Regions from separate parts of the Homo sapiens genome. Here region 2 is linked to region 1. A link is an interaction called in ENCODE POLR2A ChIA-PET data of the cell type or tissue named here. Cell type or tissue: PC-3. All regions are shown on one strand. Each heading gives the region's core, and the rest is flanking DNA. Links, peaks and the distances in the headings are about the cores only.

Region 1 (5,380 bases), core at 108-5,107:
ATTGTGTGTGTGTGTGTGGGTGTGTGATTTCACATAATTGGGAGTGCATCAGTAGGATTTAAAAAGCCATAGAAATGAAATTGTGCTGAGTATTTCACAGACATTATTCTTTTCATTCTCACAACAGCCCTCCAAGATGAATTCAGTGGTTCCTAACTGACAGATGAGGAAATTAAAACCTAAAGCTCAGAGTGGTAAAATGATTTCTCCAAGGTCATACGGCCAGCAAGTGGTAGAGATGGGATTTAAACCTACCCCCAAGTGCCCAACCTATTTCGCTCCCTTACACAGTCTCATAAATGTTTTCCAGAAAGCAAAAAGCAAACAGCGTAATAGAATACTCGAGCCACATTTGAAGTCTTAATAGCTTACATTCAACACATTAAAACAATGACAGGGATGATGGTTAAGCTGATAGGTTTGTAGCCTGTGCTTGTCTCCCAGGGATGAGTCTGGATCCTAAAATATGAAAAGAGATGGGCACAGTGGCTCATGCCTGTAGTCCCAGCACTTTGGGAGACTGAGGCAGGTGGATCACCTGAGGTCAAGAGTTTGAAACCAGCCTGGCCAACATGGTAAAACCTCATCTCCATGAAAAATACAAAAAAATTAGCCAGGTGTGGTGGCAGTAATCCCAGCTACTTAGGAGGCTGAGGCTGGAGAATCACTTGAACCCGGGAGGTGGAGCTTGCAGTGAGCTGAGATTGTGCCACTGCACTCCAGCCTGGTCGACACAGCAAGGTTCTGTCTCAAAAAAGGAGAGGGGAGGGGAGGGGAGGGGAGGGGAGGGGAGGGGAGGGGAGGGGAGGGGAGGGGAGGGGAGGGGAGGGGATCTTCAAGGATATAAGTCAAAATCAAGATGGTCCTCTTCACACCTTCAACACATTTTATCTTTCTGAGACTTTTACTTGATGACCCCTGCCAGATCCCACCTGATTCTGTACTTAAGCTCTGCCTGGAATAAACCTAGTTCAACAAAACCCATGATATTTCCTGCCGCCTGAGTTTGCATTATAGGAAAGAGTTTTGTTTGAATAATTTAGCACAAATTCCCTCACAGATGGCATATAAGAGAGATTTGTCTTCCTAATTGTATTATAGACGGGAGCTTATGGCAAAGGTCCAGGACACAGAACTTTAAAAATAGCTCTTTAAGCTAATGACCTAATAGCCATTGGCTTTTATAATCCAGTATCTCCCCTTGGGTCCCTTATAATACTTTACACATGCAAAGTGTGTATTACAACCTTTATGAGGAGGACCTGACAACACGTCTCAAAAACCTTAAAAATGTGGGTTTTCTTTGATCTAGCAACTTTACTGCTGGGAATTTGTCCTAAAAAATGATCAGGAAAAAAAGAAGGTTTATGTGCAGTATTGCTCATCACAAGTTGATTTATAGTAGCTTAAAAATAGCAACCACCCAAATGCCCAGCAACAGGAATGCAGTTAAGCAATTTATTGCACATTGATGTGGGAAAAGGGTATACAGCCATCAAAATAGCATTTGCGAAGAATACTTAACAATATACGGAAGTCCTCATGATCAAGGTCCAGGGAAAATGAAGGCTGGAAAAGTGATGCACAGTGTAACCTCAACCATGTCATTTACATACATATCAACATACAGAGAAATTACTAGAGGAATGTCAACCAAATGCTAACAGTCTCTGAGTGGACTGCTATGCATGATTTTATTTGCCCCTTTATATATTTTTTAATTTTTATTTTTACATAGTGATTACATATCATAGTTAAATCTAGAAAAAGATGGCAATGATTTTTTAAAAAAGATTTTCTAAATTGATTGTTGATGCTGTTGACTTTCTCAGCTATTGGTTTTTTCCAGTGACAGCCAAGCCAATTAGACATGGACTATTTTTCTCTTGCCTTCTGTTGTCTGAAAATTCACTGCTTATTGGCATCACCACTGGTGCATAGAAAGAGGAGACACGACAGTAAACTTCAAAGCCATCGTTTTGGTAGGAGAGGCTGATTGCCATACATTGGTTTGGAGAAGATCTGAAAGTCCTACACTGGCTAACATTACTTGGAGATTTTCCTTATCTACATAACCCCTAATGCAGAAACTGTCCCATTCCTGTAGATAACCATATCTTGGTTTGAGGATCTAAGAACCTCTAAATTAGGTACTTCCGTGATGTCACTGAATAGCAGTAGCCTTTGGGAAGTGCCTGCCTCCTCTGAACACTCGTCTGACTCCTCTTTCAGTTTCCTCATTCCCGTTGCCTTATGTCTAGAAAGTTCTTAACCCACCTAAGAATTACTGACTAGGTCCTATCTAACTGCCAAGATACTGAAATCAAAACACAAACACCATGTGACAATACTCTGGTTGTGCGATTTCACAGACTCTAATTACAGTTCATTTCAGCCTGACCTTGCATTATTCCTTTCTGTGTTTTCTCATCCAAGCTTATGAGAGAATCTGTTTCACGTTATTTTCCTTGACCATTACTCATTTAAAATTTGCTACTAAGAGCCTTGCTTTTTTCTGCCAGAAAATCTTATCTCAGAGGTCCTTCTTTTTATTTACTTCACTGTCAAATTCCACATCACTCAAATTCCACTCTTAATTTTCCTTTTGGTATTAAGATGTCTCATATTTTCTTTCCTTAAGTAAAAAAAACTAGTATTGTAAAATATGCAATCTTGGACACTAAAATGTAATATAAAACCAAATCCAATGGTAATTCCCCTAAATCCAATGTATTGCCAATCGTCAAATTTTGTTTCTCTGTGGTTTCTAAACCCCCGAACTGTGTGTATCTCTATACAACTTATAATAATAATTTGAGTGGGGCACTTGCAAGATCATTGTCTTGCATCTGTGAAGATGTTGTTAATTGTGTTACATTTCCAGATGGAGCAGTGTTTAGAAAAGTTTGACAAAGCAGAATTCAGCTCAGCAGCTAACGTTTCTTTTTCTCATACTCAGTGCCCATCTCAGCCTCTCCATTTGCTCCCACCCCTATCAACAAACCAACCAATAATTATTTCTTAGAACTGCTCCTTTCATGTTTCATTCACGCTTAGGTAGAAATCATTGGAGATTAAAATATCCCCAGTCTCAAATATATTTCCAGTTTACTATAAATGAAAGGCTGCTTGCTATAAGGCACCCCTCAAGGAATTTCAGGCTCTGGTAAATACCTAATAAGAATAAAGGTTTCTGAGGTGGCAATGGTTTTCGACATCCTTGACATCAAACCCTATAAAAGCCATCTACTTCCCCTTCCTTTGAGGCCAGGCACCACACCACTCTGGAGACCCACTTTGAATCTTGTCATTACCTGCAGTGATACTGTAGATAATCCAGTATCATATTCCATGGCCGAACACATTATCCATCAGGCTCTTGCTCACCCTCAAAATGCACTAGTTCTTGGACCTCACACCAAACTTTTAACCTGTTGATCACCCAGTGGAACATGTTGGCTCCCTTATAAATTCATTGTTTCCAAATTCAGCTGAGTCCTCACTGAGGCCATAATTTTATCCCATTCCCCTCAACAACAAATCCAACCTCCTGCTTCTCTCTTCATATTCTCTCTGTGACACCCCTCCCACTTACTCTCAGACATCCTTGCCTGCTGCTGCCCTGAGAAAGTCAAGGCCTCCAGAAACGGCACTGTCAATACTCCATTCCTTTTTTATACACTCCTGTGTTCCGTCTCCTTTCCCCTGCTCCGAGGACAAAAGAAGTCTCTCCTTCCTTGTCAAAGTCATCCCTTCCTAACTTCCAAGACTTCACACTTATTTTCCCCTCTCTTCTCTGTCTCTGTCTTCATCTTTTTCTCACCAGTCTTCTCCTTGTCCTATAAACAAGACAAAAAACATTTCTACCCTAACGAACAGTCCTCCAAGGACTGTGTGGCTCCCTGAGCCACACATTCTCTCCTCTTCTTTCTCAGCTCTCCTGCCCACAAGAGTTGATCATAATCACAGTCTTTATTTCTCTCCTCCTGTTTGATCCCCCTCACAATCTGACTTCAATTCTCACCATCTGGTACAAATCCTCTTACGGTCAACAATCATTCCTTACTTGCTAATCCAAGGGACACTTTTCAGTTCTTGCAATGTGCTAAATCTCTACCTGCATTTGACACAGTTCATTACCTCCTATTTCTGCACTCTCCTTCAAATGGATGCTAGAATGCTCCACTTTCCACTGTTTCTCTGTTTCTTTTTCTCAGTCCTCTTCCTGAGTCCCTTTTTCTCCCCCAATCCTTAAACGACAGTTTCTCCAAGTCACACCCCATGGCCAATAACTCTCATCAGTCTATTTTTGTTGGGCGGTGCCATTCATCCTTCTGTCTTTAACCTTTGCCTAAATGTTATTGATTCTTGAATCCCTCTTGTCCGCCCAGAGCTACCTACTAAACATTTCTTTGCCACAAAATGTTCGGAGCAGGGCCACTGTTACAGATGGTGGAAATTATAATTTCCTCCTTTCCTCAAGTGCACAGGTCCAAACCAGGATTCATTCTTCCTCAAAATTAACACCTCTGCCTTAGCATAAGCATGCAAACCAAAATCAATACAGGCTAGTGTCTACTCCACTGCAACGCTAATGCAAAACATATCACTGAAGGAAAAGAGGGCTGATAGAACAAAAGCAAGGCTTAAACTTCAGATTCAAAGGCTCCTGTTGAAACCAGAGAGTCCCTACAGCAATTAAGTGGAAGTGAGGCCACATGTTTTGAAAGTATTTCTTTAACCCCTTGGAAAGCAAAGTTTTGTTAGTGCTATAAGCAGAATGCCTCAGGTCAGAGCTTCGCTGTAAGACTACTGGTTAAAGCACAGAATGGCCACAGAATTATGCGTGCCAGGCAGGCTTACTATTTTCAGCAGTCAAGCTGATGCAGCATATCTAATGTTTTGTGGAGGTCACAGAGTACATTGCCAAGGATACCGTTCTGTGTTACTGAGACACATGGTGACACTCATACCTAATATCCCACGCTGGGACCTGCTGTCCACCAACCATTCTGCAAACATGTGGTTCATGCTGGGCAGACCCTCAGCTGTGTCCTCAGCAATGATGCTATAAATGGCTGTCATTTAGTCTTATCTATTTACTCATGAAAGAGAAATTCAGTCACAATGGCCAGAGAAATGCAAAATAGATTAAATAGCATAGGAACTTTAAAGCATAAATCCTTTCCTGATGATGACGAGGAACAGAATTTTAATCAACAGGTTATTTTTCAGTGAACTAAAGTGAATTTGATGCACAGCTAATATTGAGAATCTGCTTTTAGTGGCATTTTTGGAGTCCTTATTATGTTTCATTATCTTTGAAACCCACTTCAATATTGAATATGGTCCTTGACTTGACTACTTTGACAATGCATCT
Region 2 (5,380 bases), core at 83-5,082, 160 kb after region 1:
GGAGAGGAGGGAAAAGGGCAGGAAGGAAGAAAAGAAGGAGGGGAGGAAGAAAGGAAGGAGGAAGGAAGGAAGGAAGGAAGGAAGGAAGGAAGGAAGGAGGAAGGAAGGAAGGAAGGAAGGAAGGAAGGAGGAAGAAAGGAAGGAGGAAGGAAGGAAGGAAGGAAGGAAGGAAGGACGGAAGGAAGGAAGGAAGGAAGGAAGGAAGGAAGGAAGGAAGGGGAAAGGAAAGGAAGAAAATGTAGGCTCTTCCATAAGCTTCACAAGGAGAAAGGGTTATTGTAGGCATTAAAAAAAACTTAATGACTTGGCCGGGTATGGTGGCTCACGCTTGTAATCCCAGCACTTTGGGAGGCCGAGGTGGGCGGATCACAAACTCCTGTTTGAGACCAGCCTGGCCAACACAGTGAAACCCCGTCTCTACTAAAAATACAAAAATTAGCAGGATGTGGTGGTGGGCATCTGTGTTCCCAGCTACTCGGGAGGCTGAGGCAGGAGAATCTGTGGAACCCGGGAGGCGAAGGTTGCAGTGAGCTGAGATTGTGCCACTGCACTCCAGCCTGGGCAACAGAGCTAGACTCCGTCTCAAAATAATAAAATTAAATAAAATAAAATGAAATAAAATAAAATAAAATAAAATAAAATAAAATAAAATAAAACAAAACGTAGTGACTTAGAAATGTAAAATTCTGAGACACTTTACTGAGGCAGATTGTGAAGTGACTGGAAATTCAGAAGTGAAATAAGCCCTCTACCTTTCTGAAAGAATTTTAACACAATCCTTTGTGAAATGTGGATGACTTAAGATTCCAGCATCATTCCACATTTCAAATACCTATGTTTTATCACTGCTAACACTCATATCCTATGGAGATCAAAATATATGTTTGTTCTCTAGTTGAGAACAATAAACAATTGCTTGTTTGTTCATCTTCATACTGTTTCCTCCCCAACACAGTTTCTCTCTCTCTCTCTCTCTATCTCTCACCGTGTCAGCCCTTTAAAAGCCTGAGTTAACAGAGTTTCATGGTCACAAGCAGCATTCTAAAATTGGAATTTGGCTGCCTAACCACACACTAGCCCTGGAATTCTGCAAACGTCTGGGCCAGTGAGTGTGAGAAAGTTCTGTGGTAACAACAGTTTCTGAGGCAACAATCAGAGTTGGAATCCCACAGGCAACAAGGCGCAGGTGCCGGGCACGGAGGCTTGTCAACCAGACTGCAGGAGCGGCAGCCTGCTTCTCTCGGCACAGCTCTTGGCTGTGGGTGTTGAAGGCCTGGTGACTTCACTGGCACATAAACACTTAGTGATGGACTCCCAACGCAAACCTGGACTTTTTTATAGTCCTGTACATGCATGTGGCTGACCAAGATTCCTGTGCCAGATGCTTAAATAGCTGCTCACCCAGGTTGAGTCCCTCCCTCTTCACACCAGGTGAATGGAGAAAAACGCAGATGTAATTAAAATTTACAACTTCCATACAATCTAGAATAGAGTCTTTTGTTATATTAAATTTTTGAAAGTCAGAGAATTTGTTCCCTTATGGAAAGAGGCATTTCTGGCTGGAAAGCTGTAGTCTTTTTTACAGTCACTGAGATTTAATACTACATGACTTATTCGCTAAAACTTCACCTATCCTCACAAATATGATAAATGAAAGTCAAATGCAAGTGAATTGCTGAGACCCAGAAAACAAGAAAAGTAGTGGGTAGGGGCAGCTCTCTTTTGTTTCAAATGCACTATTTTAGCTCGAATTAAACAACTTTCATTGCCAAAATGACAAATAATTACATTAACATTTCAGTTATGTTAACATTTCATTTCTTGGCTACTTCTTTTTAAGAAAATGGATAGTTCCAAAGTGAATGATCATTTATTGCTTTATTTCATTAAATATAAAATAATACATGCTCATTGTAAAAAAAATTTTTCAAACCAAATTTTAAAATACCCTCTAGAGGCTGGGCACAGTGGCTTACAACTGTAATCCCAGCATTTTGGGAGGCTGAGGTGGGCGGCTCTATTGAACCCAGGAGTTCAAGACCAGCCTGGGCAACATGGTGAAACCACATCTCTACAGAAAAATACAAAAGTATTAGCCAGGCATGGTGGCACGTGCCTGTAGTCCCAGCTATTTGGGAGGCTGAGGTGGGAGGATCACTTGAGCCCAGGAGGTGGAGATTGCAGTGAGCCAAAATCACACCACTGCACTCCAGCCTGGGCAACAGAGCAACACTGACTCCCTGTAGAAAGAAACTCCCTCAGAAATCTAGTCTCCAGAGATAACGACTACTAATTCTTGGATGGATCGCCTATCAGGGTTGTTTTTCCTATGCTTAATAAATGGCTCTTCAGCTTGCTTCTGATTGATGCCCAAAACAGCGCACCTCTTCCTGTGCCAGTCACACAGTTTCTACTTCATCTGTAAACTGAGGACTCTGGATCTGGATTTCAAAGGGGTGTTGTAAAGATTAAATGAGATATTTGTTCAATGCTTAGAACAGGGCCTGGTGCATGCAGGAAAACAGGCTGTTTTCACCCGGAGTGACTCGATCTTGAAACAAAACCTCTGTGATGACCAATGTGTTCCCATATCATAGATAACCCCTCACAAAGAAACAATGCCTATAGCATAGATAACCCCTCACAAAGAAACAATGCCTATAGCATAGATAACCCCTCACAAAGAAGCAATGCCTATAGCACAGATAACCCCTCATAAAGATGGGTATCTAACCTCCCCAAAAGTCACAAATTTCACAAAAAAGTCTTAGAAATGACCAGTTGCACATGTCTTTGCCCTAAAAGCTTGCTATGTAAAGATATTTTTTGCAGGCCAAGTGCAGGGATCCACCATCTCTCAGCTGCCGGAGACACTGGTTCTATTTGTAAGTCCCTATTTCTTTCTGAGAAACTAGGTTTGTCAGCTTCTTTCTTTGGCCTGTCAGCTCCCTTGGCCTTTGGGGATAGGTTTGCCTAGACCAGTTCATTCACAGTAGAACAGCACATAATTTAAACATTCAGTAAATATTATCAGCTGCCTAATACTATATTGTGTGTGTGTAGCATCAGTGATTTAACAAATAACCTAGTGATAAAATTTTCTTTTTTTTTTTTTTGTTTTTGAGATGGAATCTTAGTTTGTTGCCCAGGCTGGAGTGCAGTGGCATGATCTCGACTCACTGCAACCTCCAATTCCTAGATTCAAGAGATTCTCATGCCTCAGCCTCCTGAGCAGCTGGGATTACAGGCGCCCGCTACCACACCCAGCTAATTTTTTTTTTTGTATTTTTAGTAGAGATGAGGTTTCACCATGTTGGCCAGGCTGGTCTCAAATTCCTGACCTCAAGTGATCCACCCACCTCAGCCTCCCAAAGTGCTGGGATTACAAGCGTGAGCCACAGAAAATATCAGTTGTTTCCAGTTCTCACTATTATGAAGCATACCAGGGTAAATATTATAGCTTGGGTTTCAATATTATTGTTATTATCGTGACCAGGTTTTAAAATCTTCTATTGCCTGGCATTTTGAAATTACAGAAACTATTTACATTTATTCATTTGAGCTCACATTAGCTATTTGCAGGAGACAAATCAGGTGTGAGGTTCATTGGGTTTCAGAGTAAATAAATTGCCCAAAACCACCCAGCAAAGTAAGCCTACAGCCACACCTTGACGCTGGTCACACAATCACTCAACAAATCTTTACTAAGTCAGTACTCAGCGCCAGCCTGAGTACTATACATAAAATACCCTCAAAGAACTCACAGTTTAATCGGTGGGCAAGTTATTCCTTTTTTTTTTTTCGAGACGGAGTCTCACTCTCTCACCCAGGCTGGAGTGCAATGGCGTGATCTTGGCTCACTGCAACCTCCACCTCCCGGGTTCAAGCGATTCTCCTGCCTCAGCCTCCTGAATAGCTGGGATTACAGGCGCGTGCCACCATGCCCAGCTATTTTTTTTTATTTTTAGTAGACACGGGGTTTCACCGTGTTGGTCAGGCTGGCCTCTAACTCCTGACCTCGCGATCTGCCTGCCCTGACCTCCCAAAGTGCTGGGATTACAGGCGTGAGCCACCGCGCTGTGTTCCCAGCATAATAATGGACATGTACACAAATAGCAGTACCAGACACATAGATAAAGGACAATAGCTAACCAAGGTCACAGAAGCATCACAGAGCTGGTGATGCTTCCAAAACCTGTCTCCTAAAGCAGACGACAGCTGTATGGGCAAGGCTGGGTTTCAGACTCCTGGGCCTCTCCTTTTTCTCCTGCAGCATGCTGCTTCAAAACCTCAAATAATTTAGATTATTTGTTCCAGCATGGAAATCATATACATATTATTGCCATAAAATTTCTCTTCAAGGAGGGGAGGGGGCAAGAGAGGGGATGGAAAGTTTAAAGAATTTTATTTTATCTATTTATCTAGATGGTTTTAAAAATCCATTATCAGGTCACCTCCCAATAATACATCTTCAGGACACACTACTGACATTCTCCACATGGCTTTCAGGAGCGAAAGGACAAAAGTTAATATGTTCTACAATATCAACATCAAAACAACAACAGAAATTAATCCCTCTGCATTTTCAGGAAGGTTACAAATTCGAGATGTTAAGGGTGGTACCCTTAATATTTATTTCTATTATTATTGTTAACTGTAGCTAGTAATTATTGAGCACTCACAAGGTACCAGCCTAAAGCCTTTACATGCGTCACCTCAATTAACCATCACAATGTCTCTATGAAACAGGTATTATATTGTTATTCCTGTAGTATATATGGAGGAGGGGGGATGAGGTTAAGAGAGATTAAACATCTAATAAGCGGCAAGAAAGACCTGGACTCAAACTAAGGTTTGATTCCAGAGTCCGTGTTCCTAACCACTCTATTGTGTTTACTTTCCATTTTATCAACATTTTCTTTTCAAGATATTGTGACCACAATACGTGTACAACATTCCTTAAAAGCATTAATTTTATTCTTTATATATTGAGACCCACTTGTAAGATTTAAGTTGCTTTAAAGCACAAATTATAAAACCTTATCATCATGGGTGACATCTAAATTTGAAATTGGCATTCTAGGAGTATGAAATTTCACACTCAGGACCAACATTAGACAAAGTCTTCCATGATGAGTAGTTGACACAGTGACATAATGCATAATTTTACATCAGGCTCCAGGTCCAGCATAATTTACGGTCATAACAAAAATGTCAATCGCCCGGTATCTGACATACGGATTTACAGTCTTAGCTGCGGCCAAGTCAAAGTGCATTAGATTAGTCTAGCGTGTCTAAACATCTGACTCTAATCACTACGGTAAGGATCAAGTCAGGCATTAGAGGCTTATAAGTATATTTCATGGAATGTGAGAAGTTG

What was found. ChIA-PET counts read pairs that join two places held together with the same protein. Peaks named below come from ENCODE experiments on the same cell type or tissue, not always from the same donor. Only the 100,000 strongest peaks of a DNase experiment are listed, where the experiment ranks them.
Region 2: POLR2A ChIA-PET joins it to region 1 with 5 read pairs; 3 of 35 experiments call an interaction of 5 or more read pairs at or near these places.

Annotation. Positions count from the first base shown.
Region 1 is chr4:41,569,683-41,575,062 of GRCh38, reverse strand. All of the region lies in intron 1 of LIMCH1 (LIM and calponin homology domains 1), which reads right to left. LOC105374423 (a long non-coding RNA gene) reads left to right here. Exons shown (of 4, transcript XR_001741667.2): 1 at 1-5,380. Among named protein-coding and RNA genes, the nearest start is that of LIMCH1, 34 kb to the right of the region's middle. In PC-3, for the core only: no CTCF peak of the experiment used is centred there; no DNase peak of the experiment used is centred there; H3K27ac peaks cover 1,256 bases.
Region 2 is chr4:41,414,400-41,419,779 of GRCh38, reverse strand. It overlaps a transcript of LIMCH1 not described here. Among named protein-coding and RNA genes, the nearest start is that of LIMCH1, 120 kb to the left of the region's middle. In PC-3, for the core only: no CTCF peak of the experiment used is centred there; no DNase peak of the experiment used is centred there; H3K4me3 peaks cover 648 bases.